Regions from separate parts of the Mus musculus genome. Here region 1 is linked to region 2. A link is a loop called in an ENCODE intact Hi-C map of the cell type or tissue named here. Cell type or tissue: heart. All regions are shown on one strand. Each heading gives the region's core, and the rest is flanking DNA. Links, peaks and the distances in the headings are about the cores only. Region 1 overlaps Gm35723 (a long non-coding RNA gene). Region 2 has its middle 30 kb from the start of Gm12111.

Evidence for each region. Peaks named below come from ENCODE experiments on the same cell type or tissue, not always from the same donor. Only the 100,000 strongest peaks of a DNase experiment are listed, where the experiment ranks them.
Region 1: a loop joins it to region 2, with 13 times the contacts of the local background. A loop is called at or near these places in 13 of 42 quality-filtered maps.

The regions. Positions count from the first base shown.
Region 1 is chr11:32,797,655-32,814,085 of GRCm38, reverse strand. The region is part of intron 2 of Gm35723 (a long non-coding RNA gene); the gene reads right to left. Among named protein-coding and RNA genes, the nearest start is that of Smim23, 19 kb to the left of the region's middle. In heart, for the core only: a CTCF peak has its summit at 7,926 (motif pointing left); no DNase peak of the experiment used is centred there; H3K27me3 peaks cover 163 bases.
Region 2 is chr11:32,948,273-32,964,703 of GRCm38, reverse strand. No RefSeq gene overlaps it. Among named protein-coding and RNA genes, the nearest start is that of Gm12111, 30 kb to the right of the region's middle. In heart, for the core only: a CTCF peak has its summit at 7,534; no DNase peak of the experiment used is centred there; H3K27ac peaks cover 344 bases; H3K27me3 peaks cover 1,891 bases.

The DNA of each region.
Region 1 (16,431 bases), core at 4,408-12,407, 150 kb after region 2:
TGCTTTGTTTGATCCTGATCTGCTTGTTCATTGACCTGTTTGATCTCTAAATAAGGAAAGAAAACCTAGAGTTGGGTGGATGAGGACATGAGGAGGATCAGGGGGAGGCGATGATGGAGGGGAAGCCATGATCAGAATGTACCGTATGAAAAATAAATTCATTTCGATTGTTTATTTTTAAAACACAAATAGGTCACAGCAATAACTGAGATTTTTAAGTCTTGGCCCTCTGCTCCTATGTATGGAAAATAAAATAACACAGAGTGACCTTGTGGCCCCTTGACATAAACCAGGGCTGGGCAGTGGGAGACAAGGCATCCCCATAGCAGGATGGCTAGTCAGACTAGCTGTGGCCAAGAACTCTGGGTTCAACTGAGGGGTACTGTCTCAATGAATAAGGTGGAGAGCAAACAAGGAAGATATCTGATGCCCAGTGTCAACCTCAGGCCTACATGCAGAGAGAGAGAGAGAGAGAGAGAGAGCGAGAGAGAATCACATGCATGGCACATATGCATTTTTAAAAAAGTTTTAGGCTTTATGTGTCAGTCACTAAAGAACAAGATCATAGGCTAATGTGAAACTAAAGAAAAGTAACTTCAGAGGGCAGCAAACAAGATCACGGAGCAAGAAGCTGCAGTTTCCAGAGGAGAGAGGGAAGAACTGGGTGGACACCGCAATGGGCAGTGACGTAGGTGGGACTGAGAAAGAATAATAGCAGGATGCTCTAAGAAAGAGCAGAGAGCTGCTCCCTGGGCCACGAGACTTGCTTTCTTCTGCTCATAAGCTGAGACTTGGTTTGAGGTCCTGACCGCAGCAGAATGGAGCAGTGTAAGATACCTGATTGGTCACCTGGGGTGAAAGCGGCCAATGGGGGAAATGTCAAGACTCCTACCTTACCTACATTTCTTCTTTTTGTTTCAGGATTCTAGACCATGAAGCCAGCATTGCAAATAATTAAAACCTTTTAATTAGCTTCAACTGACAGAGTCTCCTCTCTCTTTACTTGATAGACACATTAGGTAACCCTCTTTACTGTCCCTCCAGCTCTTCAGTTCAGCGAACACCAGATAGTCTGGAGTTTCCCTGTTTGGGATCAGATTATTATTACTACTACTGCTGCTGCTGCTACCACTACTGTTACTACTATTACTTTGACCTATATGGTGAGGAAAACTGCAATACCTCAGCTAGTTCATGTTTTAAGAATAGAAATCTGGGGGATTGGAGAGGTGGCTCAACTGTTAAGAACACTGGCCATTCTTGCACAGGATCTGAGTTCAGTTCTTAGCACTATATCAGGTGGCTCCCAAATTCTTATGACTCCAGTTCCGGGGGATCTGATGCCCTCTGTCCACCATGGACACCTGCACACACATGGTGTAGATGTTCACACACAGATACATGAATAAATCTTTGAAGAATGAGAACCCAATTCTCTAGATGAAGTCTATTTTGGCTCTGTCCAGTTAGGCACGGGTGTGTATACTTCTGAAGACTGGGGGGTTGCTAATATTCAGAGTCTGTTTCCTGTGCCCTGGTGCTATGGTAGGGACTTGGGCAATGGCTAGTGATATCTCCAGTTCATGAAGTGGAAACCGAGGGGCCTGGATGGTCACATTAGCGTTAGCCTTTCCTACCTGTAAGTGGGAGCCAGGTTTAAAGCCTGCTTGGCATCGAAACTGCCACTCTCCAAGTTCTCTTTTATTCAGCCTGGCCAAGATAAGCTCCTTTCTCACTTAAAAATTTGTGTTTTAGTGTTGAGTACTCATATGTCAATTAAATTTATAAGGGCATAAATATTCATTGCATGCTACTACATGTAAGGCATACATACAGCCAAGTAGAAATCATGTTTCCTGTCCACTAATAACTTGCTCTGCTATGGGAAAGCCAAGAAACAGAGGTAGGAAAAATGAAATATCTACATTGATTTACAAGTCATTGGAGCTATATAAATATTTATTGGCTCACCTCAGAGTTCAGATAAAGGATAGGGTACTGGGGTTGACTCTAACATCTCATGTCTGTTAGTCCAACTACAGGGCCTGGAACATAAACGAGGTTACAGCTCAAGGGAAAAAGTGGGAAAGCAGAATTGAATGCAGGGTGGGGCAGAAAGCAACCATATCTCAATGAGGGATGCTGAGGCTCAGCCTTGACCTGAGGGCCATAACCCATCTCTCAGGTAAGATTTGGAATCAGACTTCCTGAAAGTCTCAGGGAAAAACCACCCTGGAAAAGAAAATTCTGGGAAGCAAGAGTTTGGGATCCACTATGTCTATTCCAAGACCAGAAATGTCCATTTTCAGTCTGCATGTCACATTTTTGATGATGCCAAATAAAAATGTGGATTTAATTTGTTCCCTTAATCCACAAATTTGTTCAACAAAATTGTGAAATGCATTAAATCCAATTTGGTTCCAACCCGGCTGTCAGGAGGACAATTGACAGTGATGAGGGATGGAGTCACAGACGCCTTCCCAGGGCACCGGAATCCCTTCTGTTGTGACATTTTCATGAGCAAACACTTCCTCGCCCGCAGGCAGGGAAAGGCAGAAGGCAGAGGCTCCCTTCAGACGCCAGCCTTCTGAGCAGAGTGCCCCTGTCCTTCCCACAAAAGATTGGGAGTCACCTGTGTTCCGGCTGGCCCACCCACCCACTCCAGGCCTTGGGGCCTTAGTTTCTTTCTTTAAGTAGCTATTGGTCTATTGAGAGCACATAGGTCCTAACATCCAAAGCTAGACAGTGCTAGATGGAATCATAGAAAAGCTCAGGCCAGAAACCAACCATGAACTCTGGGCCAGCCCCAGTCCCAGAGATGTTGTCCTTGCCACCTGAGACTTCATTGCATAATAGCAAGATGACCCCAAGAGCCCCAAATCTCCTCAGAAGGATAGTGTCTCTCCTCTAGTGGTGGTGTTCTGTGGCCCTTTTACACTGTGGCACATGCCCATGCTCTGATTAACCAGATCTGTGTCATGTGCTGTTCCTCAAGCCAGGAATGGGGTCGGGTCTGTCCAAACACGGACAGAATGGAGCAAAATCAAGGCACTGTCACCAGAAGAAGACATGAGAGTTAAGAAATCATTTGTTGAGCTGGAGAGGTGGCTCAGTAGTTAAGGGCACCGACGGCTCTTCCAGAGGTCCTGAGTTCAATTCCCAGAAACCACATGGTGGCTCACAACTATCTGTAATGGGACCTGATGCCCTCTTCTGGTGTTTCTGAAGACAGCTACAGTATACTCACATACATTAAATAAATAAATAAATAAATAAATAAATAAATAAATAAATAAATAAATCTTTTTTTTTAAAAGAAGTCATCTGTTACATAATGACAGTTTGTACAACAACAGACCCAGGATTATATTAGAGCCCAAACCTTGCTATCTATTCCTTAGGGGACACTGAAGCCATCATGGAGTTATGGTCCAGTGCATTGCTTACATGTGTGGTGATGTTGGTCATGGGAAAACACAGCAGCACTGTGATGTGCTATGTGTGCACTTGAAATGGCACCAGCAGACCTCACTTGTGGTTTAACCCTCCCACTTATACCAAAAGAGTATACCTGAGCTTCCTCATACAGCCCATGTCCACAGTGTCTCTTAATGGCTCCAAGCAGCCATGTCAAGTGATTGGCCTTGGCCAGTGAGATGTATGTAAGTCCATTCATGGTCACAACGTGTTCTAATTCAGCAAACACAGGGCTTCCCTGGTACACTGCCCTCATTTGCATCCCACTCAGGCAGGATAAAAGTGCTTCCCCTCCCCGGCTGTGCTGACCTCACTTAGGTCTTAAATGATCCAGACAAATGGTTCTTTTTAACACGCTGGTGCGTGAGCCATTGCTGCAGGGTTCGTGCCTCTTGTTTGAGTGTCTAAGTCAATCGTATAGGAGCTGGCTTGAAGAGCTATGCAGACAGGGCTATGGGCTCAAATAGACCTGGTCCTAGCCCTGCCTTTCATTCCTACGTCTTTGCTGGGTGACCTCAGACAGGTCTTGCCGTCATCTGCACTCTGTTCTGCTTGCCTATAAAACAGGGTATGTCTCCACATCTCCTGGGCCCATTGAGAGGATGAAGTAATAAAAGCCAACTTTTACTTAGTGTTTACTATGCTCCTGGCACTATTCTGAGTGTTTTACAGGCATTAGCTCATTCCATCACAGGGCTACAGGATAGTCACGGTCCGTACCTTCCCTGCACACTTAAACTGGGATAGAGATGCAGAAGAAAGATTCCAGGGTCACACAGCAAAGTGGCAGGGCCAGGGTGCAAACTCAGACAGGCAAACTCCCACCACGTGCTCGGACCCCAGCCTGAGCTCCTTCTGGGATAAATGAGGTAATATACACGCAAGAGCTATGTAAACTGCAACACACTGTATAAATGTCACTCATTATTCCTTCTCTTCTCTCACCTTGGTCATTAAAGCCACTCGAGACACAGTGAATCTATCGTTCACATATTTCCCCGAAGCTCTGTGCTGGGCCCTAAGCTTGCACTTCCCTTCAGCCTGCTTTGACTCCAGGCCTATTCCTGAAAACTAGAGTGGCCTGTCATTTCTCTGCTGTGGCTAGTTGCAAAGGACAGAGAGGAACTCACAAAGCCAGGGTAGGAGGAGAGGATCAGGCAACCAGCAGAAATTCAGCTTAAAGCTTTCTGGGCACATCTGTGCACATCACTAGATAGCACTGGTGACCACCAGGGTGAGTCAGAGCTACAGTGCGCAGGAAGAACATTTTAGAGGCTGGAATCAACACAGTCTGTGACCTCATGAGTTCCCAGGGTGGGAAAGCAGACAAAACTGGCTCCCTCCACCAAGCCCTGGTTAGACCCTGGACAGCTCACAGAGTAGCAGTCTCTTTCTCAGAGCCTGCCTGCCTGGGTAGCCAAGGGCACCTATGAGTTACTGTCCCCAGAGGAGTCTTCCTCCCTCCCTCTGATCCAGGGTTCAGTACTCATCCCTATGCTTACATCCTTTCCAGAAAGCATTCCTCACTGCTCTTAGTTTCTGCTTCATATTTGCACACGCTCTTTAGCCAAATTGGGGATGGAGGGTGCAGGTAAAAGAAGGTTTATTTGTTTGTTCGTTCGTTTGTTTTTTAAAGCACGTTAGAGATGAGAAACACAGCCGTAGCTTGCAGTAGCCTGCAGTGGCCTCAGGGGCTGGCAGGTGAGGAGGCAGAGAGAGTCCTAAAAGATATAGAGCTATCATTTGGGGAGATAAAACCGTCCAGAATCACATAGTGATGGCTCGGTAACATGGAAAATGGACTCAGAGCCACCGGGCTGTACACATTTGTGTTTGAGGATGACTGGGGTTCAACCTGTGTGAACAGTGATCCATGTGCTGGCCCCACCCCCAGAAAGCGTAGTGGTAATTAGTTAAGGTCATAGATGAAAGTACATTTTGTATTCTCCAACCTGCCAACACGCACTTTTGGACTGTTTGCATTTTTCCTGTGCGCTATTAAGACATTTCAAAGAACTCTTCAGTGACATTAATAAATATGTTAAGAAAAAGAAAGAGGACAAACTTAAAAACAGATTGAATATTCTGAATTAAAGCAAAAGGACGGTTCATCGGGATTTTTTTTTCAGATGTATGTTGCTTATGAGACACACAAATAAAAGACCCAGAGAGGTTGAAAATAAAAAGAGAAATAGAGCTATAAAACACTAAAAAGTAGATATAATTAGATTGTAGATCATCTTAAGTAGTAGATATATCCTTACTAACATCAGGAAAATTAGACTTAGAAGTGTTGATAGGCATGAAGAATAATGATTTGGCACTGAAGAGATGGCTTAGCAGTTAAGAGTATGTGCTTTTTTTCCCTTTTTTTCTTCTTTCTTTCTTTCTTTCTTTCTTTCTTTCTCTCTCTCTCTCTCTTTCTTCCTTCCTTCCTTCCTTCCTTTCTTTCTTTCTTTCTTTCTTTCTTTCTTTCTTTCTTTCTTTCTTTCTTTCTTTCTTTCTTTCTTTCTCTCTCTCTCTCTCTCTTCCTTCCTTCCTTCCTTCCTTCCTTCCTTCCTTCCTTTTTTTCTTTTTTTTTCAAGACAGGGTTTCTCTGTATAGTTCTGGCTGTCCTGGGACTCACTTTGTAGACCAGGCTGGCTTCGAACTCAGAAATCCGCCTGCCTCTCCCTCCCAAGTGCTGGGATTAAAGGCGTGCGCCACCACACCTGGAGTGTATGTGCTTTTTTAAAAGTACCCAAGTTCAGTTCCCGACACCCACACTGAGGGCTCACACCCACTTGCAATTCCCAGCTCCAGGGAACCTGACACCCTCTTCTGGCCTCCACGGGAACCTGCATTCCCATTCACAAACCTACACAAAGCTATGTACACACTCACATAATTTTAAAAAATACAGAAAAATAAATCTTTAAGAAGGAAAAATTCATAGTTGTATGGGAGTCAGTTCAACCATAATCTATAAGGGTTGTCATTTAAAATACTCTTCTAACATGGCCTCAACACCATAGGAGCTGGAAGAGCAAAGGCTCATCCCACACCATACACTGGGCCAGACCCAAACCCACACAGGGCCCTGGTTACAACACAGGCTGTGTGTCAGAGCTGCGTGCAGAGAACAAGGTCACTGGCAGATCATGCTGGATCGGCTGCACCTCTACAGGTATGTACATAGCAGCTCTGCCTTCCTATCCCGTGCAGAATCTGATTTCAGTGAAAAGAGTATGTCGGGAAAGGACCTGGGATGTGCCCGGGAACCTGATTGTGCTGCACCAAGGCTTTTCTAAAACACAAAGACCAATAAGCATAAAGAAAAAGATTCATAAGTTAGACTTTTTCAGTTTAGGAACAGCTGTTCACCAAATGACAGTGCGAAGATCATGAAAGGGCGATCAGAGCCATGTCGGACACACGTAGAAAGCTCTCAAAACTCAACAAGGCAGACATTATTTCAAGCACCTCACGTGGACTTTTTTTTTAAGGTTTATTTATTTAATTATTTTATGTATGTGAGTATACTGTTGCTCTCTTTAGACACACCAGAGGAGGGCATCAGATCCCAGATGATTGTGAGACACCATGTGCTTGCTAAGAATTGAACTCAGGACCTCTGGAAGAGCAGTCAGTGCTCTTAACCGGCATCTCTCCAGCCCCTCACATGGATTTTGAATCAGAAATCTCACTCTAAATATATGCTTTCAAAAGTCCACACACAGGAGCCCTCCACATCCCAGAGTCCCCATTCGTGAGTTCAACCACATTTTCACAGAACATAGACTTTGTCTTTTTGTCATTCAAATAGAGTATTGTATAAAAACTATTACATGGCAGACAAGGGATGGAGTGGGAGAGGGATAAATGGCAGTAAGGGTATTTGGAAAAGCAACATAGAAGCATACTTTTAAAATAAGCTTCACACTAGCTGGGCATGGTGGAACGCAACTTTAATCTCAGCACTCAGGAGGCAGAGGCAGGCATATCTTGGGGAGTTTGAGGCCAGCCTGGTCTACAAAGTGAGTCCAGGACAGTCAAAGCTAATACACAGAGAAGCACTGTCTGGAAAAAACAAATCAATTAATCAGTCAATCAGCTTCACTCAGATACTCTGTGTGTGTGTGTGTGTGTGTGTGTGTGTGTGTGTGTGTATGTATGTGTGTGTGTGTGTGTGTGTGTGTGTTCATACAAGACAGTTTATTGGGGTCACCCTACACAGGGCTTCCTTGCAGAAGCCATAGTTTGCCAAATGGTAGATGTGGGGTACCTTTCATTGACTTGTTGATCAAGGATGTCTGGGACACTCCAAAACAACACAGACAGCTGTCACTGCTCATTTACCCACCAGGACTCAATGGTAAGACCCTATTACTGAAGACACCACACACCTTGGTCACAGGATATAGAGAAACCAAGTTGATGCTGACCAGAAAGCTCCCCCTGCTGGCTAGCTTTCACAGTACCAGAAGGTGTCATATAGGCTACTGTAGGGGAGGGGTCAAGGGCAGGGTGCACATCAATGGTCTGACACCGCTATGAATTCTGGGAGCTCTAATAATAAGAGGCAACTCAGGAAATACTCACGGGTACAATAGTGACTCAAAACATACTATACAGTAAATCTGGCCAAGAAATCATGGCTGGGAGCTCCTGGGCCCCAAGGATAAACCTACTAATGTTTTGCTAAATGAACATAGTGTCAAACTGCCCTGTAAACTATATCTTTCCACCAAGAGATTAGTGCCACTCTTATACCTCACCAGAGAAGTTTCTCTGTGCTGTGAATGGTGGCTAATACAGGACCTCGCAGCTGCTCAAAGTGCAGACAGTCAGTGTCAGCGGAGTGCTCAGACTCAAATGCTACAGCTGTATCACTGCCCACTGCAAGGCTAGGGACCATCTCTGCAGGGGAAATCCTAAGAGCTGGAGGTTGAGGGGGACCAGAGTGAAACATTGTTTTCTCTCCAGGGCTGCACTCATGGACTCAGAGCAGCTGTGATTGTCCACACAAAATCAAGCCAGTGAACATTCTAGTGCGGAGGAGGGAGGGACTCATGAGCCCCACTCCAGCTGAGAAACTACCAAATGTTGATAGGTTCTAGGAGGGAGACTAAGTTTTAGTTAAAGGTGTAGCCCCCAGTAGATACATTAAGCTGCAGTACCTGGCCCACACCTGTGAGTATGTGTGCAGTGCAAATCGGGACTAAGTAGGTTACTTTTTTTTTTTTTAAGATTAAAGTCATGAAGTTGAGAGAGCAGGGGAGCTTTAGGGTAGAATGAGGGATGAATATGATTGAAATACATTGTACAAAATTCACAAAGAATTAATAAACATTATACTTCAAACCTATTGCTTAGCATTTACATCGTGCTAGATGTTATATATAATCTAGAAACTTAAAGTATAAAGAAAATTGGGTAGAATCATATGCAAATCCTATGTGTGTATGCACCTGCGTGTGCTTGTGCATGTGTATGCACATGTGTGTGTCTGCATATGCACACATATATATGCCCTGTGTTCATGTGTAGCTGCACAAGGAAAATCATACCATAGACAATCTGAAGCAGTCCCATATCCCACCCCTGAGATTGAAGCAAAAACATATTTTTATACTATTTCTGTGTTTTTTAAAGAAATCAAAATTCCAAAATTATCACTACATTCATGCATGAGTGCACATGCACATTGGATGTGTGTGTGTGTGCGCGCGCATGTGTGTGTGTGTGTGCGTGTGTGTGCATGTGTGTGTGCGTGTGTGTGTGCGCATGTGTGTGTGTGCGTGTGTGCATGTGTGTGTGTGTGTGTGTGCGTGTGCATGTGTGTGTGTGCATGTGCGTGTGTGTGTGCGTGTGTGTGTGTGTGCGTGTGTGTGTGTGCGCGTGTGCATGCATGTGTACTGTGCACCTCCTAATAAATCTTTGTATTCTGTAATCTTTGGGGATCCTGGAGCTCATCCCTCTTGGATACTGAAGGACAACTATACACATGGACCAAAACTGATGATCAGAAGTACCAAAGCAGTATTTCTCTTAGCACTGACATGCTAGAAGCCATCCACACCTTCTCGGAGCAGATTGATAATATTACATCCATTCATACAATGGTGTGCTGGGGTGTTACCCAATTGTCTTAGTTAGGGTTTCCATTACTATGAAAAGACACTATGACCAAAGCAATTCTTATAAAAGAAAACATGTAATTGGGGCTGGCTTACAGTTTTAGAGGTTCAGTCCATTATTATCATGGCAGGAAGCCTGGCAGCATCCAGGCAGACATGATGCTGGAGAAGGAACTGAGAGTTCTATACCTTGATCTAAAGGCAGCCAGGAGAAGACTGACTCTTCTGCAGTAGGCAGAGCTTGAGAATAGTAACCTTCAAACCCTGGCTACACAGTGACACACTTCTTACAACAAGGCCACACCTCCTAATAGTGTCACTTCCCAGGGGTCAAGCATATTCAAACCACAACACCAGTTGTCTAGCTCCTAACCCAAACAATTCACAGGTATGCCTGGGATTAATTCACCAATCTCTTCCCTTAAAGGTCATGCATTTAACTGGATCATATCACAATTCATTTAATAAGTTCAATAATCTACATGAAACTTCTTAGAGTGCAGGTTTTATCCCTGCATGATCGGTTTCAAATGTTCTCTTACCTTGCCTAATGATTTCATCCAATAAGCGAGCCTTGGTGGCTTCAGGCCAAGCAGCTGGGCTCTTGCTCTGCACTCCCTCCTCCCCGAGATAGGAGGGCAGTGGGGAGGGAGGAGCGTGTGTAAGGGATGCTCCAGCAGGGAAAAGCATAGGACACAGTACAGTCTGTGCCTGTGTGGTGCTCCATGAGGGCAAAGTAGTCCCAGAGAAATGTGGGGAAGTGGACCTGGGGCTGAATGTGCCAGGACAGGAATCAGGGGCTTGCTCCTACCTCACAGTGACAGTAAGCAAGTCCCTTGCCTTCCCCGTCTACTCATCTGCAAAGGCCTTCTCCAGTGACAGTTAGCTTCGATCACTCCTAGGCCTGTGGATCTGTGTTTTAAGTGCTTTGTGGATCCACTTACATAGGAGGTAAATGTTTTCCTATTACACCTTGGTAAAGCACAGGTACAAGCTGCAGGAAGAGACCCACAGATAGCAGGACATAACAGGAAGGAACTCCCATGGGAGGAAGAAAACCTTTTATTTCTCTGAGAAAGAGAAAAGGGAATCCAGAGAGACCCAGATGGTGGAAGGCTCTGTGGTTTGGAACACAGCTGCTCCTTATGACCTCACCAATCATCAATAATGTCCCTAAAGTCATGACATATTGGGGACAGACTTTCTTGTGGGAACTGGAGAAGGTGCCAAGCTTTCCTCAGAGACAGAGATGAACCAGATCCAGGTTAGTTCATGTGAAGATGAGGATAGAAAAGGGAACATAAAAATAGCTGCTCAGGACCTGGTAAGACCAGAACAGGAATTCCTCACAAAGGACAGGAAATCGGGCCCTGGGTTTAACGGAACCAGTTTCCAGGAAATGGTCAAGCCCATGATGACAAACACATAACATATTTTATAGTGATGATGGCGACTCATGGCTTCAACCTGCAAGAAGTAATCCTAGAGCTATGTCCAGGCCCACATTTCATCTCCCTCCTCTCTCTCTGTAACTTAAAAAAAGTGTTACTACTACTACTACTACACTATACTACTACTACACTATACTACTACAACTATACTACTATACTACTATTACTATACTACTTTGCTACTGCACTACTACTTTTACTACTACACTACTACTATACTACTATTGTTACTATGCTGCTGCTGCTGCTACTACTACTACTATACTAATAATATGCTACTAAGCTACTACTACACTACTCCCACATACTACTACTACTACACTACTATTACTACACTACTACACTACTACTACTATACTACTACTCTACTATTACTACACTACTACTATACTACTACTATACTATTATTACACTAGTACTACTATGCTACTATGCTACTACTACTCTACTACTACTACACTGCTATTACTATGCTACTATTACTATACTACTACTGCTATGCTGCTGCTGCTACTACCACTACTATGTTACTACTATACTATACTACTAGTACTACTATACTACTACTACTGCTATGCTGCTGTTGCTCCTACTACTATACTATTGCTATATTACTACTATACTACACTACTACTACTGTGCTCCTACCACTACTATACTACTACTGCTATGCTGCTGCTACTACTACTACTATGCTACTAGTACTACCATGCTGCTGCTACTACCACTACACTACTACTATACTACACTACTTCTATACTATACTACTACTATTCTACACTACTACTACACTACACTACACTACTACTATTCTACACTACTACTCTACTACTACACTTCACTACTACTATTCTACACTACTACTCTACTACTACTATACTACACTACTATTAGTATTACTACTAGTGTGTGTTTGTGTATATGCCCATGTCAGAGAGCAACTTTGTGGTGTCAGATTCTCCTTCTGCCTTTACATTGGTTCTGGAGACTGAACTCAGGTCTCCAAGCTAACTGTGCAAGTACCTTAGCCTGATGAGCTGTCGGCCTCCTCTCCATTCTCAGGGAAACCCCCTCACTAGCCCAGAAGAAGCCACCTTCCCTTCCCCACTGGTCCCCCCACCCCCACTCTCACCCCATCTCCTTCCTGTTCATGAACTAGCTGTGGGTGTTCTGTAAACACACAGGAGTGTGCGGAGCGGCCCTTCCACCCCGCAAGATGACCTTTGCGTCTTACGAACCATTTCCTCTTCTTTGACTGAAGACAAAGTTGAATTCATAATTTTATGATTTTTTTCAGAGCTGCCTAACTTTGAGGGGGAAGAGGGAGCTTTAGGTAACTCCTGTTCAGTAGCCAAGAATTAGCAAGGAAAACACTGCCGGCCTCTCTCTAACTGATGCCTCTGCCAAGGCTGCAGGTATGTCGCTCCTGAGAATGTGTCTGGGGGAAGTGCTCTGAGGAACAGATCCTCTCAGGACCTGTTTCCTACCACCAACAGGATTCCTGAAGCCCAGTCCTAAATGTTAATTTTCTTAATAGAAACCCATATCCTTTAAATAAAATAAAATAAAAAATGACCTGTTAAGCCCATCCTGACCCCTTCTTTTTTTATTTCCCCCTGAGAAGCACATTAAAGTAAACAAATATGAGCTGTGTAATGAAAACAGGCCGAAGGCACCTGCAGGGTTTTACCAGCTCACATTACAAAGCCCCATCTGAAGTAGCTGGGAACTGTTTCCATGACAAGCATGACAAACAGCCAGTTCTCTTGAAAGTTAGGCAAAAGCCAAATTAGTCAGATTACATCAGGATATATTTCCCTGGAGCAGAAGGTCTCTTTGGAAACACCTGCCTGACATATTTCAGACATGTGCAGAGGCACGGGCCCTTGGCGGGTCGCAGGGCTCGCCAACACTTTAACAAAAATGGGTGTTTGGGTTTTACAGAGTAAAACTGAGTGAGATTGGCTGTGCGGAATTTGAGTTGCTTTCTGGCACCTCTTACATGACAGTTTAACCAGCTCTTGTCCTGGTGCCAGGAGGGTCCTGGAACTCAGGCTGTCTGCAGCTGGTAGGCCTTCTCGGGGCAGCAGACAGATGCTGGGGTTGAGGACTCAGAGGTCTGTCATAGCCTGGATAGAAATGCTAACATAAAAGGCAGAGGCAACAGAGGACCACCTTCTCAAACAGAACAGATATTGCAACGGGTAACACGGAGGCTCAAGCCAGAGACGTGCACTTCTCTTTTCTCAAAATCTAATTAGTATTCTGCCTTTGACAGCCTTCCTCAATTTATTTTATTAGCACTTAGTAACCATGGGTAATTAACTTTTTCAAACGGTCTGTGTTATTGAGAAAGTGCCCGGCCACATGGGTTAAATAAATCATGGCAAATCCATAATCTGGAATACTATGTGACCATTCATATGAATGAGAGAGACCCCTAAGGATAGAATACTATGTGACCATTCATATGAACGAGAGAGACCCCTAAGGATAGAATACTATGTGACCATTCATATGAACGAGAGAGACCCCTAAGGATAGAATACTATGTGACCATTCATATGAATGAGAGAGACCCCTAAGGATAGAATACTATGTGACCATTCATATGAATGAGAGAGACCCCTAAGGATAGAATACTATGTGACCATTCATATGAACCAGTGAGGCCCCCAGCGACTCAGGTAAGAAGACTTTTAGGATACATGTATTAACACAAAGTTAAGTTACAAAATAATACAGATGTGAAGGTTCTGCCTAGAAAGGAAGAAGTATCAGAGACATACTGGTACACACAAACCAGGCCACAGAGAGGCTGGGAGAAGGACAGGCACAGGCGCCATCTCTTGGGGTAGAACAGTGGAGGCAGGAAGGGGATCTTCCCTGGTTCTGATGGTTCAGAGATTTACAATGAGGAGCGTACGTGTGACTTGGGTGAAAAGAAACGCCTACCCATAATAATGCAACATGAAAAAAAAAACGAGTGTTCAGAGGTAGGGCATCCTGCTTGACCTGAGTCATTGGGTTTTTTTTTTTTTTTTCATTCCCTGGTTCCTCCATATTCTGGCCCTCCGTGCACAGTGGTAAGATCACAGGCTCTAGTGAATGTTTATCAGTGGCAATAATGTGACTCAGAAATGATAGGTCTGGAACCAGGGGAAACCGGCTGAGGAGCCTATTTAACATACCAAAGTGGACCTGGCTGTCAGATTTTCTTAGCATCCCTCAGTCCTGGTTGGCACCCTGCCCCAACTCTTCCCTATATAACCCAACCATTTTGGTTACCCCGCTGTCTTTGTACTTTGAGCTCCTGGCTGCTACACCTGGTTCCCCTCTTCCCCTCCCCCTCTCCCACATGGACCAGCTCAGGCTCCTGTCCACTCTGGACTCTCCCAGATGTCCCTGCCCTGTGGGCTATGCTCACCCACATGTAATCAACTCTCTCCTCTACTCTACCTAGGAACAATCATACTTGCTTTACCTTTTATTTCCTTTTTTCATTCAGTAACCAAGTGGGCAGTTCAGCTCTGGATCATATCCAGCCTGTGTTCATATCCTGACCCTCTCACCATGAGCATCGGGTCTGACAGCAACTATACCCCACCCCCCGTTCACCACCACCCTCCCCCATCCCTGTATTTGCAGTGGAATCCCCCTAATAAAGTGGTCATGTGACTCAGTTGAATAAAAAACAAACAAACAAACACTTAGCACAAGGCCTGACACATATGGACTTCCTAAAAGTGTTATCAACAATTGCTACTTCCCGAGGGCATACACATTTTACATGTGTGTTTATAAGCAGGCACCGGGCCCAGGGCCCTGTTCAAGGGGGTTTGCAGGTGATCATATCTCCAGACACTGTGAAATGAGTTTTGCCCAATTCAGAGAGAAACTGAACTGATAGTGGCCCGTGTGTTAGCGGGATAGGACTTGCTTCTCTCTAGAGGGTAAGCCAAGGCATGATCAAGTGAGGCATTCTGGGTATCCCCAGAAGCCAAGCCAAGGAGGGCAAGGGTTTGAAAGAGGAGCGTAGGGAGGGTGAGGGACGGGGTTTCCACTCCAGCTGCAACACCTTGCTGCAAGCATGCCAAGCTCAAAGGCCAGGTTTGAACTAAAGAGTCTGAGTAAAGCCAGGAGCTGATTGACTTAGAGAGTGAGGAGGAGACCATAGTGGGAGGTCATCAAAGGCAGCCCACATGGCACAGCCTGCCTCACCTTCTCAGTGGCTGCAATGGTGACTGCACTCTCCACACTGAACCCCTGAACCCCTTTGTCTCCCTCATCACAGCTGAGACCGTCCACACAGTCCCCCTCCTCCCCACAGCATTTTATGACGGTGGTGATGTAAGGGATAGAAAAAACACAGCTGGTTCTGCCTGCATTTACAGAGGCTGGGGTAGACTGTGCACTGTCTCCAGCCGCCAGCCCTGCACAGCTGCTCAGACCCCCTCTGGGGACCGAGTGTCCCCACCACTTCTGGAAGGAAACACATGGTAAAGAAATGAGACATTTATTTAATAAAAATAATAATAATAGTAATAGTAATAGTAATGTGGGCCTTCAAGACACTCTGAACTGTTTGGCCCCCTGCTTTGCTATCCCCATAAGCCCCCTCCCCCATGTTCTCATCAACTTTAAATGTTACCATTTGTCCTCCATACCCTGTGTTCTCCACATGCAGTTCAACCAATCACAAACTGAAAATATCCAGAAAGAAGTGTCAGTGTTCTGAACACATGTGAGCTTTGCTGTTGCCATGATGCTACAGTAAGAGCTGCTTGCACAGTGTCAGGATTCCTATGTGATGTAAAGTCAGGTACCCAAGGGACTGGGCACAGGCCTTGAGCACCTGTGGACTTTGCATCCTCAGCTGGCCTGAAGCCAGTCCCCACACACACACTGAGGGATGACCATACCCATCTGTCACACATGCCCCATTTCCTCCTCCTGGGTGTCATTCCTGGCACGGGTCTCATTATCTCCCAGGAGTATCTAGAACCCCCTTCTGAAGATCTCCTCTCGCCTTCAGTCTTAGCTTCTCCCATCAAACCCAGCCAGTAGCCAGAGTAACTATCACAGGCGAAATCGCATCCTCCCCTCCTCTGCTTGAAGCCACCTGCAGATGTCTGCATGTCTATGACCTTTTCTTTTCTTTCCTTTTCTTTTCTTTTCTTTTCTTTTCTTTTCTTTTCTCTTTTCTTTTCTTTCCTTTCCTTTTCCTTTCTTTTCTTTTCAATTGTTTTAACAAGTACTTTGAAGAACGAAAATTGCATGTATCACTGGAGTACTGTGTCATAATTCAGTATGTGTGTACTTTGTGTGACTTTTAAATTGTCTTAAGTTGATCAGTCTTCTCAATTTCTTCTTTCAGCAGTTCT
Region 2 (16,431 bases), core at 3,418-11,417:
CAACCCCTCACGACTGTACACCAACTTCAAGAGTTGTTCACACATTTTAGGCTACCCTCAGGCCACCATAGCTTATATGCATCTTTGCCCTTTCTTCCTGAGGGGGAAGGATTGTGTTTAATTCTTTTTTTGAAATTCCAGAGCACAGAACTGAATCTGATGTGCCATGGGATGGTGGAGGGAGGGGCAGATGAATGGATAAACAGATGGGTAGGTGGATGGATGAAAAGACACATGTGTAGATGTGCAGACAGACAAAGGATTGGTGGACCTGTGGATGGATATGTACACAGGTAGAGAACATGATTAAACTTCGCCCTTCTGCTCAAGAGCACTGGGTACTGGGGCCAGTGTGCCCAGGTTTTTTCTCCTCACCCTCACTGTGGTGTGGCAGAGACAATCTCTTCTAGCTACAGAGTCATCTCTGCCCTCTCCTGTCTGATCACCCCCGCTCTCAGGACTTCTGGCTCCAGGTTGGCCACCTACCTCCTCACCAAGGAGCAGATCAGAGCTAAAGAGGCATCGCTAAGTGGCTTAAGTTGGCTCCTGTTTGTGTTTAGAGCTTTCAAAGACTGAGGAGGGGCCTGACTTGAGGCCCACTGCTAAGTGGGCAGGGATTGTAAGCCCTCTAGGCCTTGACTGCAGGCAGCTCAAAGCAGGGCCCTAGGAGTTCTGAGACAGGAAAATAGTGTTTTGTCTTCTGAATGCATTTACTTGGCTTTGCCCTGGAGAGCAGGCAGGTGTCCCCAGACGGCTGCTTTGAGCTGGTCCAGGGAAGGGGGCGGGGCGCACTCAAGCCCTGGATTACAGAGGCCATGCAGAAGAAGGAGGCCTTTGATGGGGCCAGGCCTGTTGTCCAGAGTCTGCTTTGCTGGTGGCTGGAGCCCCCTAATGAGGGGAAAAGGGCTCCACTCTGAAGCATTCCCTGGGCCTCCCCTGGGTAGCAGGCGGAGACCTCCTTTGATGTTGGAGTCCTTAAGCCAAGTGGAGACTAATTGCCAAAAGGTACAGAGTGTTCTGGGTGCTTGGGGGGTCTGCAGCTTGCTCACAATGGCACAACCACCCTGGGGTTGAGGGGAAAAGCCAGCCACCAGCCATTCTCCTGATGTAGGCAACTGAAGGACATTTTGTTGCCCCCCTCCACCCCACCCCACCCCCAACTCCAGGCATTCAGATCCACACACAAAATGGGAAGCACACTGTCGTCCACAGCAGGTTTGTCAAAGGCTTCTCTCGGAAATTGTCTTCTTTGAAAATCAGAACCAGTGCATCGGGAGAGACAATAGGCGCATGAGAGGAAGTCAGCAATGGCGGCCTGGAGCCAGCCGATCCAGACTCCAGTCTCTGTTTTATCACTTGTAGCTGTTGAGTGTCTCTGGACTGTTTTGGCAGATGCTGGGCCTGACACACAGTAGGGCTTCTGTTTTACTGTGTGTGTGTGTGTGTGTGTGTGTGTGTGTGTGTGTGTGTGCCCTTCTGATGAGCCAGAAACCAAACGCTGGGACATATTGCTAGGGCTGCTGAAGAAAGCAGGTGCAGAGCCTGGTTGGTCAGGTGGGACCCACCTGCTCAGGGAAGGAGAGTTTCTGTGGATGCCCACGGATGCCTCCTGGTTTCCATCGAAAGAAGGATACCCATGCAGTGACTGACTTGAGAGTACCCAACCCACTCCCACTTCTACCTCCCCATGGAATCTGGAGCCAGACGGAACAGTTTCTATGAGAAGAACCATTGCTGTCAACAGTTAGGTTTTTACTCTACTGTGCACAGCACTGGGTTCTTGGCCTACAGTCTTGCTTGCCTTCACAGGGACATGCTCAAAGGCTAGTGGATCGTTTCCCAGACTGGGAAGCCAAGACTCCAAGATAACATGTTCAAGGTCATCCTATGTGGGAGTGGAGGAGCTTTCTGATAGACCTGTCTGAGGGTCATATCCTCCACAGCCTTCTTCAGCTGAGCTGCACGAGCCCCTGTAGGCTTCCTTGCCCATCATCTGACCAGCAGGAATAACAGCAATGGTCTCCCTCCATCCTCTGGCTAGCTTGCAGTGCCAGTTAAGTGAGGTCACCTCAGGAAAGTACCCAGAGAACTATAGAGACATAGCAGGGACTTCCCTCTACTGCCTCTGTCCATTAGAGGGTGTTCTTGTGGAGAGCAGAAGTGTGTGTCTAGGTTGTTCTTTGGGACTATGGTGCTCTGTGTGTCTCCGCCCTGTCTTTCTGGCCTGCAGAAGCTTCAAGGAATGAAGAGGAGAGCTGCCTCACCTCTGTGAGCAGCTGAGCAGAGGAAGGGCCTTGGTATCGGGGGAATCCGGCAGGCGCTTGTTAAAGGAGTCTACCTTTGCCTCTGTCAAAGTCTGCAGCCAGTGTGGGCAGGGCAGTGGGGTTTGAAGAAAGTATCATCTGTGTTTCCCAGATGAGACATGGGCATCCTCGGGCGTGCACAGAATGCATGGAGAAGCATGGGAGAAGCAAGAGTCTGGCAGATCTGGGTCCTAGAAAGAGTAAGGGTAGACTTCAAAACTGGCCTGAGGGGGTTGCAAACTAGGTATAGCCCCGAGGGTCCCTCCTAAGAGGAGATGCCCCACAAAGAGTGCAGAGAGACAGTGCCACAGCTATCCTGGGCTGTTGGAGGTCTCCCTGACCATAGCTAGCACACCTGGACAGAGAAGGGTCTAAGAGGCTCTGAAGTTTCTCTGTCCCCAGATGTCATCTCTACTCATTCTCTTAATTAAAAAAAAATCAATGTGGAAACAACTTCCTTGTTTTATAACAGTATGTACCCTCTCCCTTTCATGCCTGAAATAGAAACAGATGGAGCTGGAGAAGAGCTCAATTTCCAAGGCCCTCATTGGGTGCCTCACAACTGCCAAACTGCAGCTCTAAGGAACTCCGACTCCCTCTTCTGGCCATCTGCGGTATTGCAGTCATGTGCACAAACCTACTCACAGATATACACATAAACACGTATTTGAAAAGGAAAAAAAAAAAAAAAAAGAAATACAGATAGGCCAAAAGAAGCAAATAAAAAGTGGCCAGAAATGACTATACCTGTACATTCAGCTGTCCCACAACATCTGTAGATTCCTCATCTGCAGATTAAGCCAAACAGTGGCTGAAAATCTGTGTGCATGTCTGTACTGAGTATGCCCAGACATTTTCTTCTGGTCCTAGCTCTTACCCAGTGTCAGTGTGACTAGTCACACATCAGTTTTGGCATCTCAGGCATTAGAAGTCACTGTGAGATGATGACAGTAGACAGGAGGCTGTGCAGGGGTCTGGTGTCAACACTACTCCATTTTGTGGGAGAGAGTTGGGCTCTTGTGTGTGCTAGTGTCTAAGGGAACCCCGGGGCTAGTCTGCCGTCCATGAATGTGTATGCATGCATGTGGCATGGAGACCCAGTCTCTTTTACTTATACTTTGCAGGCATATGCACATATCTGAATGATGACTTTAAACAGTTTCCTAGCATCCCAAGAAAGGTCATAGTTTGAGCATCCCCAGCTGTTGAGTGTGTAGTTGGTTAGAATGCTTTGTGGCGAGTTCCCTTTCCACACTGGTCCTGTTCCCTTCTGCGACTGAGCTGTTTGTTGAGTGCTATCGCTGTGCTGGAGAGTACTGGTGTTTGAAGCCACCAACAGCCCTGATGTTCCCTGGGAAGACCTGTAACATTCTGCCTCCCCTTGCAGTACCCAGAAAGCGATTTCTCCCCTGGCATCAGCCTGGGTTTGAGAAATCACATCTTAACTTTTGGTGATCTTGCATGGGAAACAAGTTCTCTCACACACTGTACATACCTTTGGCAACTACCTCAGTTTCTTCAAAGTAAATACAGTGGGTACCTATCCTATCCCAGGCATCCCCTACCATAAGGTGGTGATGGTGTCTATTTAAAGCACGAAACCAAGCAGTAAAACCTATCAGGAGGAATGGTGGCCTGGTGAGTTGGACTCGTGGGAGCTCTGACCCGTCCACGGTCTGTCCGAATTGACTTTCCTTTCTATAGGCAGCCAACCACCACGATCTCATAGAAAGTGTAGTGTCTTAGTTAGCTTCGTGTTATTGTAACGAAACACTGGAGGCAAACCACTGGAAGGAGGGAAAGTTGCTTATGGTTCATCTTCTCTTGGTGCTATTGTGTGGGAGAATGCAGTAAGGCAGAGCATGCCATGCACTACATGCCACAGTGAGAGGGCATGGCAGTAGAGGCTGGTTCACAGCATGGCCAGAAATAGGAAAGAGAAAGGACAGACTAGGGACCCTTAGTCCTTAAGCGAAGCTCTCAGTAGGCCCCGCCCCTTAAAGGTTCTGTCATCTCTCAACAGCACCAACATGGGGATACTTGAGTTAGTTCCAGACGACAGCACATTCCATAAACACAGCTCCACTTTGTCCTGACTTCCAACCCTTCCAGTTAGACATTTTTCTAAGCATTTCCAACATAGGCATTTAGAATGTCCTTATTAAGAAATTCAAGGCAGGGGCTAGAGAGATGGCTCAGCTATTTAAGAGTTGCTTTTCCAGAGGTCCCGAGTTCAATTCCCAGCAACTGTATGGTGGCTCACAACCATCTATAATGGGATCCAATGTCCTCTTCTGGAGTGCATGAAGACAGCTTACTCATACATATAAAATAAATATACATATACACAAAATAAATAAATCTTTTTTAAAAAGTCAGGCTTACTACATATATAGCCAAGAAAGAGAGAGAGAGAGAGAGAGAGAGAGAGAGAGAGGGAGGGAGAGAGAGAGAGAGAGAGAGAGAGAGAGAGAGAGAGAGAGAACCAAGGCAAGGGGCTATCTCTTTTCCAGCCTGCCAAGCACTGACTATGGCATACACTAGCATGCCCAGCAAGGACTGCCTCTCTCCTGAAGAGTCTCATCTGCATAGGCCTACTTCCCTTGTACCGTCTTCTCCAAAGGGCAGCTCTGGGTTCCCCCAGTCTAAACCTCTCTTCATTCCAAACTTAAAATGCCCTTACAGGACCAGATAACCAAACAGGGACTGATTAGTGCCCTCCACAGTAGGTAGCTATGGTCAGTCCTCTGCTTCCCCAGAGTGGCTGGCCTGGGGGCAGGGGAGCACTCACAGGCCAACAGTTCCTTTAACCTATTTCTTACTTCAGTATACTATTTCCCCATAGTAACAGAGGTTCCCAGAATGCTCCCCCAATTCTTTTTGCGTGAACTCACAGATAAGACAACTGTGATTCAAGGAGAGTTAGGGTTCTGACAAGTTTACATCTGTAGGAAGGGAAACTCCTTGAATGTCACAGCAGGGCCTATGTTCCTGTATCATGGTCAGATTCAAAGTCTATCCTTCTGCTCTGGACTAACATGCATGGGAGTCTTGGGTCCTTGGTAGTAGTCTGAGAAAGGGCCTTGTCTGTAGTTGGTATACCCCCAATTGTAAACTGAGTCAGGAGCCTAACACTCATCTGTCCACCCGGATAGGCATCTGAGCAATGCAAGCATATGGCTGCAGTCACCATGGGTGATGGGCTAGGCAAACTTTCCCTGCTGTCTGATGTCATGAGCTCATTAGAGCAATGGGGTTTATGGCACAAGGCAACTGTCCAAGCAATAAATTAAGCTGCACGATTTAGCACTTAATTATCCTCTCTCTCTCTCTCTCTCTCTCTCTCTCTCTCACTCTCTCCCCTCGACTTCACTCGCATTCCCTGGGTGTCCATCTGGCCCTTCTGCTAGATAGAAGGATATTCGTGGGCTTCATACCCCACAGTCTCTATCATGCTGCCCCGATGGGGCCACCTTGGAAACAACCCTCAGATACATTCCCTCTTCCGAATCCCATGAACTTGACCCCTCACCTAGTCCTCGTTCTTCCTTTGCCCCCAGACGATTACTGCTTGATCTCTCGGGCATTAATTCCCTCTTGCATCTCCCATAGCATCGGGCATTTAGCTGGCTTTGGCCTGAAATCTAGTCCCCAGAATGTTGGCATTCAAGGGTGATGGTAACTTTGGAGGTGGCCTGCTCCTTACCTTACCATCCTCTTCCTCCCAAACCTACACTGGTCACCACCCCATATGGAAGCACCCAGACCTTCCTTAAGAGGCACACATGGAGACTTCAGGCTAACCCACCTCTGCACCATGACTCCCCCAACAACATGCACACTCTTGTAGACTTGCCAATCTACCCATCCCAGTGGCACTAGGCTTGAGGGACTTTCCAGGTGAGCCTATAATAAGATTTCTCTTTTTAACTGCCCCCTGGCCATCTCTCAGGAATCTCTTCACAGGGCTGCCCCTCCCCTGAGGGTGCACAGTGTCAGCAACAAGGCCACCCATCTGTGGAGGGCTCTGATGAGGCCCTGTCCCGCTGAGCTCCTTCAATGGCTTCATAGTGGGATGCTTATTCAAGCCCCAGGGGCCCTTTTATAGGCTATGCTTTAGAAAGGGAAACTGAGGTTTCGATGCCAGAGCCTGGTCTTTACTGGGTGAAGCAAAGACAGTGACTTGAGGTCTAAAAGGACAGGCAAAATGACCCTGTGGGGTACCATAGAGCAGGAGAGTCTTCAGGGACAGACAAACATCAGCTGGATCAAGGATGTCGTCTGACCCAGACCAAGCTTTCCTGTCAGTGGGCTGCACCTCACCAACGCTTCTCTTGCTGAAGGTACAATAAGGCTTGTGGAAGAGGGGTCACAGTGACAGAGGAGGGGCATGAGTGCAGCCAGTCTAACCTCTCTTTGTCCCCTCTTCCCTTTCCCTACAGTTGGAATGAAACATTTCCCAGGCTCCTACCTACTGGATCCGAAGGCTAGTTGTTAGCAATATAGAGATAGCTGTTGAGGTGAATTGAGTTTGCTGGTGGCTGGGCCTGGCACATGGTGGTGGTGGTGTGTTCAGTAAGCAGAGCCTTAAATGACTAAATTAACAAGCAAAGGCCACGAGGGCCATAATGTAGCCCAGCTATAACACTGTGAGCACTAGGATTACCACATTTCCTTGGGACCTAAAGGGGTGGATAAATGTGACCCAAGCCTTGCGGGGGCATCTTGGCTATAACCATCATTGCTCCCATTTTGCAGAAAGAGGCACTGAGGCTCACAGAGAGTGCGAGACTAGCCTCATGCTCTGTGATTAGAAAGCAGTTCTCAGCCATTCTAAGAAATGAATTCAGCATATTGTGCATGTGGTGTGTGTGTGTGTGTGTGTGTGTGTGTGTGTGTGTGTGTGTGTGTGTTATACATAAAGAATGCTTTCCTTTTGATGTCTAGACAAGAGAAGTCTCCCTGAGAAGGTCACTCGTTGTAGATACCATCCGTTCTCCACAGGGCTTTGCCAGCTTCTGCTACATATTTACCAATATCCCACCACGTATGGATCAAGACTGCATCTTCCAATGGGCGGTAGGGAAAGGGCCACGCACACTTTGCAAGCCTGAAGCACAGAGCTGTTAGTAGGCTAAGGAGCTGGTTCCAGGCACCAGACTGGGTGAGCGCAGCATGGGCCCTTCCCAGCATCTGGTCCCCAGTCACATCCAAGGCACGGGAATGTCCCTTGTTTCCATAAGGGGGAGCCTGTGTGCAGGAGATCCCAGCCCAGCTAGAGCAATCAGAGTCCAGGGACCAATTCTGGCCAGAAGTGGACATTTTGGTGGCTCCAGTGGACATCTATCCTGAGGGGCAGCCGCGGGGTTCTAGTGAACAGCTTTCTCCCACTTACCTATGTGGAAAACCAGGGTAAATAAATGAGTGTAAGGCTGCATGTGGAAAGAACACAGCTTTGGAATTGACACATTTGAGACTCAAGCTGGCTTCATCAGGAGCACCGCATAGCCTTAGACCCCAGTTTTCTTATCTGTAAAATGGGGAGCCCTACCACCTTTAGAAACAGTTATATACAATTATGACAGTGCCTAGAGCATAATGAATATAAAACCAGAGGACTATGCTGATTGTGGACGGGATGTGCATAGAAGTCTTAGGAGCTGCACAGTGCGGGCTCACCCATCTGCAGCAGACCCTGCAGACAGAGAGAAGATGGGCCGGCATGCCAAGCTTGTGGCTGCAAATACAGAGCCACTACAGAGAGAAGAAAGGGAGGGAGGGAGGGAGAGGGAGAGGGAGAGAGTGCTTGGTTCCCTCCCTCAGATTCATCGCCTGCTCTTACTGATGCAGTGGCCTGACACACACACATTTAGCACAGTGAGACATACCAGGATCTTCATTCTCCACTCTCCACAGAGTTTTGGTCAACTTTTCAGCTTCTTTCCTGCCAAAAAGCAAACCCCATCCATCCCTATCCCTTGGGCTGGGAACAGCAGCCACGCAGCTTTGCTCTGCACAGACCTGGTCCTACCTTTAGGGCAGGATGCACAGCAGGTGCCTGTTGGCCTTCATTGCCTTCTCCACACTCATGGGCATTTTGTGTTGAGACAGGGCCTTATTATGTAGCTCTAGCTGAGCCTACCATGTAAACTACACTGGACTTGAATTTGTGTCATCCTCTGTCTGAGATTACAGATGAGCACCACCAGAGAGATAGCTGGTATGTGACTCCTGTGAGGGTCTAAGATCTGAGAACCACTGCCTAAGGCATTTCTACCACCTACATTCTACTATACCCCAAAGTGTCTCCCACCTATGTCCTTCTATTCCCCAAGAAATCCCCCAGCTATGTTTTACTGTCCCTTAAGGCACTCCCATCAGTGGTCTCTGTCTAGCCTTTCAATGGCTGTTCCAAGTTAAATACACAAAACTAGAGATTCAAAGCTAAGATCCATGGTGGCAGAAACAGCAGGAGCAACAGCTGAGAGGTCAGATCTTGATCTGCAGGCACTAAAGGGAGAAAGAGAGAGAAAGAGAGAGAGAGAGAGAGAGAGAGAGAGAGAGAGAGAGAGAGAGAGAGAGAGGCAGACAGAGAGACAAAAAAACCAAAGGGTACAGCACAAGTCTTTTGAAACCTCAACACCTGTCCCCAGTCACACATCTTATCCAAGACCATACTTCCTGACCCTTCCACCAGCTGAGAAGCATCTATTCAACTATATGAACCTACGGGGCCATTCCCAGTCAGAGCAGCACAGAGATCTAAGATGACCTCTGAAAAGCCTGGAAACAAACTGCCTCCTGACTGTGTGCCACTCCCAGGCGTATTCCCAAGGATTCTGGGTCCTACTGCAGAGATGCTCGCTTCTTCAGGTTCACTATTCACATGACCATGACCTTTGCTGGGTGTAATCTTGACTTTGAGAAGTGGTTGGGGGGCAGGGGCGGGGGTGTCTCCTCAGCCTAGCCACTGAGCTGGGCATACCCAGTTATATCCAGTCCAGCTTCTATTGCATAGTGTGCTCTTACTGGGAAAGGGTTTATTGTTGCTTCATAGAATAAGAGAGGGTGACAATTCAAGACGGTCATTTTGTTTGTTCTGTTTTGAGGAGGCCATTTATCCAGCTGTCTCATCTTTACAATTTGCTTCAAATACCAACCCCCTGTCCAAAAGTCCACATGGAGTTTGCTGGCAACTTCTCGTGTAGTTTGGTAAGATGCTCTACGGTTGTTCTCTGTTGGTCCTTGCCAACTTCTGATGCCACACACACCGCTGCATAACTCATCTTCAAGACTCTCATCTCATCTCCTTTGCAGGCTTTTTTTTTTTTTTTAAATGTCAGAGCTCCCACATCTGGACACTGCTGTGAAAGGGGTTAAGTTCTAGCATATGGTGACTGAAGGACTTGATCATCTGTGGCTAGTGGCAAGTCCTTTACATTTAAATTTTAAATTATGTTATTTTATGTATATGGTGTTTGCTGGAATGCATGCCTGGGGACCATGTGCATACCTGGTGCCAGTGGAGACCAGACAAAGGTTTGGATCCACTGTAGCTGGAGCCACGAATCATTTCGAGCTTCCGAATAGGTGCTGGGAATCAGGCCCAGGTCCTGTAGAAGAGCAGCTGGTGATCTTAACTGCTGAGCCACCTCTCCAACTCCAGCAATAATTTTATAAGGATTCTTGTTTCTTCACTTCAGTGAGCACTGTTTCTTACCAATGGAAGACATGAAATTAAAGTAACCATGTGTGTGTGTGTGTGTGTGTGTGTGTGTGTGTGTGTGTACTGCTGGCATATGTGTAGGAGGTAAAGAAGAAAGACTAGGAAGACAAGGATTTTCCCTGAGCCAGCCAAGCTTGCCTGGTTCAACATAGCAGCTGCTAGCCATGTGGCTCTTGAACACTAGAAAGACAGATACAGATTCAAGTCCTTGGTACCAAGGAGGAGGAGGAAGAAGAGGAGAAGGAGGAGGAAGAGGAGGAGAAGGAAGAGGAGGAGGAGGAGGAAGAGGAAGAGGAGGAGAAGAAGAAGAGGAAGAAGGAGAAGGAGGAGGAGAAGGAGGAGGAGAAGGAGAAGGAGAAGGAGAAGGAGAAGGAGAAGGAGAAGGAGAAGGAGAAGGAGAAGGAGAAGGAGAAGAAGAAGAAGAAGAAGAAGAAGAAGAAGAAGAAGAAGAAGAAGAAGAAGAAGAAGAAGAAGAAGAAGAAGAAGAAGAAGAAAGAGAGGAGGAGGCAAGGGACCTTAATGTTTTATATTGATTATACACTGAAAGTATTCTTGGATGCATATTAGGCTAAGCAAATATATTTCAGTATTTCAAAAATTAACTTCACCTGTTGGTTTTTTTTTCTTGTACTTTTAGAAAGTGACTACTAGAAACTCAAAATATGCCTTGTGGCTTGCTTGTGTGGCTTCCATAGTGTGGAATATGAGCAGTGTGGGCCACTTTCTCACCCACAGTCCCTTATGGTCAGCAGTGGGCAGTGACCATGCAGAGGCTGGAGCCAGGAACCTGAAGCTGAACCACCGCATTAAAGGCAGCTGGGCTCTGTGGTTCTGCTCTCAACAGCCAGAGCCCAACCACAGGCCCTCCCTACGGCATAGTGGAAAAGAGCCTGAGGTCAGAGTGGCCTTTGCTACAGTCCTAGCTCCTCAGGACTCTTCTCACAACTTATATACATGTTTGTTCTATTGTCCATGAAACAGGGGTCGGGGAACCTACAACAGAAATATTCCCCCATTTAAGCAGCGTTTTTTTGTACCTATTATGTGCCCTAAGTACACTTTCTGGCTCACTTCTTTCTCACCTCCAGAGACACAATGCTAAAAATAGTTAGTGTGTGTGTGTGGGGGGGTAGTACATTGTACTGAGCTCTTTAGGAGCCCACTAGTTCCCTGGAATGGATTTCTCCTTGGTATTGCTGTGTGACTTCACAGAAGTAATTTCTTCCTCTGATTTTCAACTTCCCCATCTTTGAAATGGGGATGATGGCATTACCTGTCCCACTGGGCTACTCTGAGGGTCAGAGGAAGCAGAGTTGAGTCCACTCTGGATCCCTGGACGCCAAAGGCAGTGTTCCTGTGCTAGTTCTACTGTGGTTTTCAGATCTCAGTGATCCCAACGGTGTTCCCAGGAGACAGAAGGGAGAGGTCTGGAAGACTTCTGCAAGTGATGGGGCTCATGCCAAGACGGGCCATGCCTGAGCTGTGTAAGTCAGCCAAAGATATGGTAGAAACAGCTGCAATTGCAGCCCACCAGCTCAGCCTGCATTCCCTGTCCACATCCCTGGATACTGGATACTCACCTCTGCCTGCAGATACCCGCCAGCCTCTGACCATAGGTTTCTTCAGTCTAGTGGAAGTTGCCAGGCCTAAATCAGTTAAGAGCACCAGAAGAGTGGCTTTGGACTAGAGGTGAGCAGGTGCCATCCCTCAGCTCAAATCTGAAGACCCTTCAAAGCATGTTCCCCGCTGACCAACGCTCAGATTTCTCAGTAATGGGTTGTGATAAAGCACCCATAGTTCACTGTCTTGGTCTCCACTCCCCCCCCCCTCCCCATGCCCCTGCTAGTATTGAGCATGTAGACAAAGAAGATGAAGTTTAAACTTTGTTTGGGGGAACTCAACTCAATAGTTTCTTCTCAAGATAATCCTGATTGGATGAGGTGGCATCTCTGCCTGCAGAAACTCCCTTCTCCCCTCTCTTTCTTCCCCACTCCATTCCCACACAGCCCTACAGGCACCAGGCCAAGAATAGTCAGCTGCACTTCAGGGAACCAAAGTTTCCTACTTCCTGAAAGTGTGCCAGAGTGGCTCTTGGTCCTAGTGATGCTAGTTAGTGTTGCTACCTTGACAGGAACTAGAATCAGCTGTGTGTTGGGTGTCCTGGATGTGTCTGTGGAGGCAATGATCTTGATTGAGTTAATAGAAGGGGGAAACCCCACCTGAGAATGGTAGGCCTGTTCTCTGGGCAGGAAATCCTGTCTGAGCAACTGTAGAAACATCCAAGTAGCAACAAACACACTCATCTCCCCCTGCTTCCTGGCTGCAGATGTAGTGTGAACAGATTCTTCAAACTCCTGGCCCCTTGACCTCCCCACTGTGACTGACTGAACCCTTGAACCTCAAGCCAGAATGAAGCTTTTCTCCCTTAAGTTGCTTTTGCCAGAGCATTCTATCACAACAGGAAAACAGACTAAACAAGTCCTCTTCCAGGTGTCGCTGTCTCTGGGACAAATGCCTGGGACTTCTGTGGCCATCTTACTGTGTCCTGGGAAAGAAGCCATCATGGCACATGGTAAGTTGGTGGACGGAGAAATGGTTGCCTCTGACCCATCCCTCCCAGCCATCCAGCCCCTCTGGACTTTTTCCTCTGTAAAATCTGTTTGAACTCACTTAGAGCCACCCTGGAACTGAGCTGGGGCTGCCTCCACATTGCCCCTCTCTAGCTATGAAGCCAATCCTCTCCTTAATCCCCACACCATTCAGAAGGCACAGAATTATTGAAACTCTGGGTAGAACACAAAAGGAGCCCTCTCTGTGGGAGGGAGAGGTACTGTGGTGCATACGCATGTACTGGTTGCGCCCTGGACTAGAAGCAGGTGTTGCAAATGGTCAAATGGATGGTCAAGTTCATGGCTTCTGCAACAGTACCCTGTAAAAAGTGAAAAAAAAAACCTTCCACAGAATCAGAATCCATTGTTATTTCCCAGTCTAATAGTTCACATACAAAGACCCTTGACCCTAACTTTTGTCCCCATTTCTTTTTTTTTTCATTTTAAAAAACTGGTTATTTTATTTATTTACATTTCAAATGTTGTCCCCCTTCCCAATCTCCCCTCTGCAAATGATCCATCTCCTTTGCCTCTGTGAGGGTGCTCCTCAACCCACCCACCCATTCCTGCTTCACCAATCTAGCATCCTCTTTCTCTGGGGCATCAAGCCTCCTCAGGACCAAAGTCCTTCCCTCCCATTGATGCCAGAGAAGGCCATCCTCTGCTACATAGGTAGCTCGAGACATGGATCCCTCCATGTATACTCTTCGGTTGGTGATTTAGTCCCTGGGAGTTCTGAGTTATCCTGTTAGTTGAAATTGTTCTCCCTATTGGGTTGCAATTCCCTTCAGCTCCTTCATTCCTTCACCTAACTCTTCCATTGGGTCCCAGGCTCAGTGTGATGGTTGGCTGTGAGTGTCTGCATCTGTGTTAGTGAGGTGCTGGCCGAGTCTCTCAGGGGACAGCTATACCAGGCACCTGTCAGCAGCTCTTCTTGGCATCAGCAATAGTGTCTGGGTTTGGTGTCTGCAGATGTGATGGATTCCCTAGGGAAGTCTCTGGATAGCCTTTCCTTCAGTTTCTGCTCCATTTTTTGTCCCTGCTTTTCCTTTACACAGGAACAATTCTGTGTTAAAATTTTTGAGCTGGGTGGTTGGCTCCATTGCTCAACTGGGTTGTCCCCATTTCTTAGCTGAGGATACCAAGACTCATAGAGAGCCAGTCACTAGCCTAATGTCACACTGTCTGGTAAGATGGAGATTTTCAATCATGGGTCAGACCCCTTTGTTTTCCTGACATTCTATACTGCCCCCCCACCCCCACCCCCACCTCTGCCTCTGCCCCAGGGTCTACTTAGCTAAGAGAGTGACCAGAATGCCCTGCAGAGGGAAGGATCCCACTCCCCAGGCAGGGCGCCCACAATTCATTCCTGCCTGCCTCTATTCCTTAAGAACTTAAATTCCCAGAAGCTGTTCTTTGGGTGCCTGCTTCTTTACATGTCCTTCCCATATCTGTTTTTTGAGACAGAGTCTTGAAACTTTGGCTGGCCTGGAACTCACAGAGACTCACCCATCTCTGCCTCCCAAGTGCTGGCGTTAAAGGTGAGAGCCTCCACGCCCTGCTTGCTTTCCCCTGCTTTAAAAGGCTATTATTTTAAAGATGACGTTTCTCTTTTGGCTGTTTGGTTGTGCCGTGTCATTTCTGATGGTCCACTTGGCTCTTTCAACTAGTAAGAGCACATGGACCTTCAGGAAATGGGGGGAGAAGCTGAGACAAGTCCCATTCCATCCATGAAAATTCTGACCTCTCTGATGTTTTCTGGGGGAAGGAGTACAGAAGAAGAACCCAACAGTCCAAAGGTCCCATAAAAATACAAGGGTTTTTTTTGGGGGGGGAGGGGGGCTTGGCACACATAATTAGTTTTTTGTTTGTTTACAACAAACAAAGATTGGAATTAATCAGCCTTCAAATGCCTGCAGACTACACCTAAATCCTATACTTTCTCTTTAAAAAACTCAAAAACTGTACCAGTCTAAAGACTCAACATTACAACTGGCACGGGCTCCTCAATCCCTCGAAACCCCTGTCCTTCCCTATTACAGCGTGCGGCATCCAGACTGTCCGTTTCATTTCCCCCATCTGGACACCTGGAGGCATCCGACTTTGCAAGCTTTATGTGTAAAACCTTGCTGTAAATTGTTGATTTTGTTTCTGATTCACAAAAAGACAACATCCAAATCAGCCTTCTCCAGGAGGAGTGCATCTCCAGGAGGGCCAGTGCTGACGAAAACCTCTGTCAGGAAGAGCCTTTTCCTTAATAGAATCTCTTGTAACCAGATCAGCAGCATCTCAGACCTCAGACTTGTGGAAGCCTCTTTGCTACCAGACCCAGACCCAGACAACAGAACTCTTACATCACGCTGGGGAGAAGAGACCTCCATGGATGCCTGTGCTAACTGACACTGGGATGCCCCGGTCCTTAGCTAATCACTCATTCTGGAATCCTAGTAAAACCATTTCCAAAGGTAATTAAAAAAACAAGCAAGTAACGTCTTCAGTTTGTGTTTACTCACTCAGATTAGCTATGATGTTCTTCAGTTTGCAACATCAAAAACACAGCTCCCATGATCCTGTGAGCTCCGTTCATGGAATGGGGCCCAGGATTTGCTGGGCCAACACTCCTGTATCACTTTGGACTGCCACCCTTTACTCCTGAGCCTTAGTTTCTCTATTTTCTCTAAAAGCTGCCATGGGGATCCGACGTGGCACACGTCAAGTCCATGGAATAAAAGATGGGACATCCTACGTCATTATTTGTGTTAGGATTGATTGCCTTTTTTTTTTTTCCTGAGTTTGTCTTGTTCCACACGTGAGAAATAGAAATCTGGGCCATGACATTTTTATTACTCTCCCATTCCTGCAGCAGACCCCTGCTTTGGTTTGTGGACCTCTGAAATAATGCTAATGGCCTTGGTAGCAATTGCAGGCTAACATTAAAGGGATGCTCCACAGGAGAAAGGAAGCCTCCTGCCCCTTTCCTCTCTTCTCCATCAGTATGGTTGGCATCTGGACATACACTGGCTATCAGCATGCACTAACTTGGCAATCTAGACTAAGAAAATATTCTTACCATCTATTGCTTTACACCCCTGCTTGTGGTCTTCCTAATTGTGCTGGCCTGTGGGAGGCCAGAGCTGCTATATTAGAACGGCTGTTGGCACTCTGTCCTCCAAGCTTTAAGAGGTTTGGCATTCCCGGCCCCTGGTGTTCATGGAAGTCATGACCCCTCAGTCATTGCAATGGCCTTCTATGCTCTCCCACGTGTCTGCACGTCCCAGGGGGGTTTGAGACTGCCATTGTTCCAATGAAAATGGCTGATGGGACTTTTCAAGCTTTCCTGTCTTGCAAACTTGAGTCAGAGTGTCTCTCTCCAGCCTTCTGGAGCTCAGTTTCCTGGTCTTTAAAATGGGAGAATCATCCCCATCCACTGGACTGACTGCTGGAAGGACCTAGAGGGAGCAGGCATGGAACATGAGTGTTACACAGTAAGTGTTCAAGTGTAGGGACTTAACACAGGGTGCAGGCTTCAGCTACCCCTTTCTACTGGTCATGTCTCGATGTGACAGGGCCAAGGAGACGTTTCAAAGCTTTCCAGACTTCATTCTGGTCTAATTGGAGTCTTTGTGGAATGAAGTCCAGTATTGAATTTGGCCTGTGTTTGACAGATCACTCTATGCACAGCTAACAGAACTTGCTCTGCCTATGCTTAATACAGGGGGGATTCTTGGCCAGGGCTCAGGAGGGATTGCTGGAGAAAATGTCCCATTCAATTAAAGCTGATTGGTCTTGACAG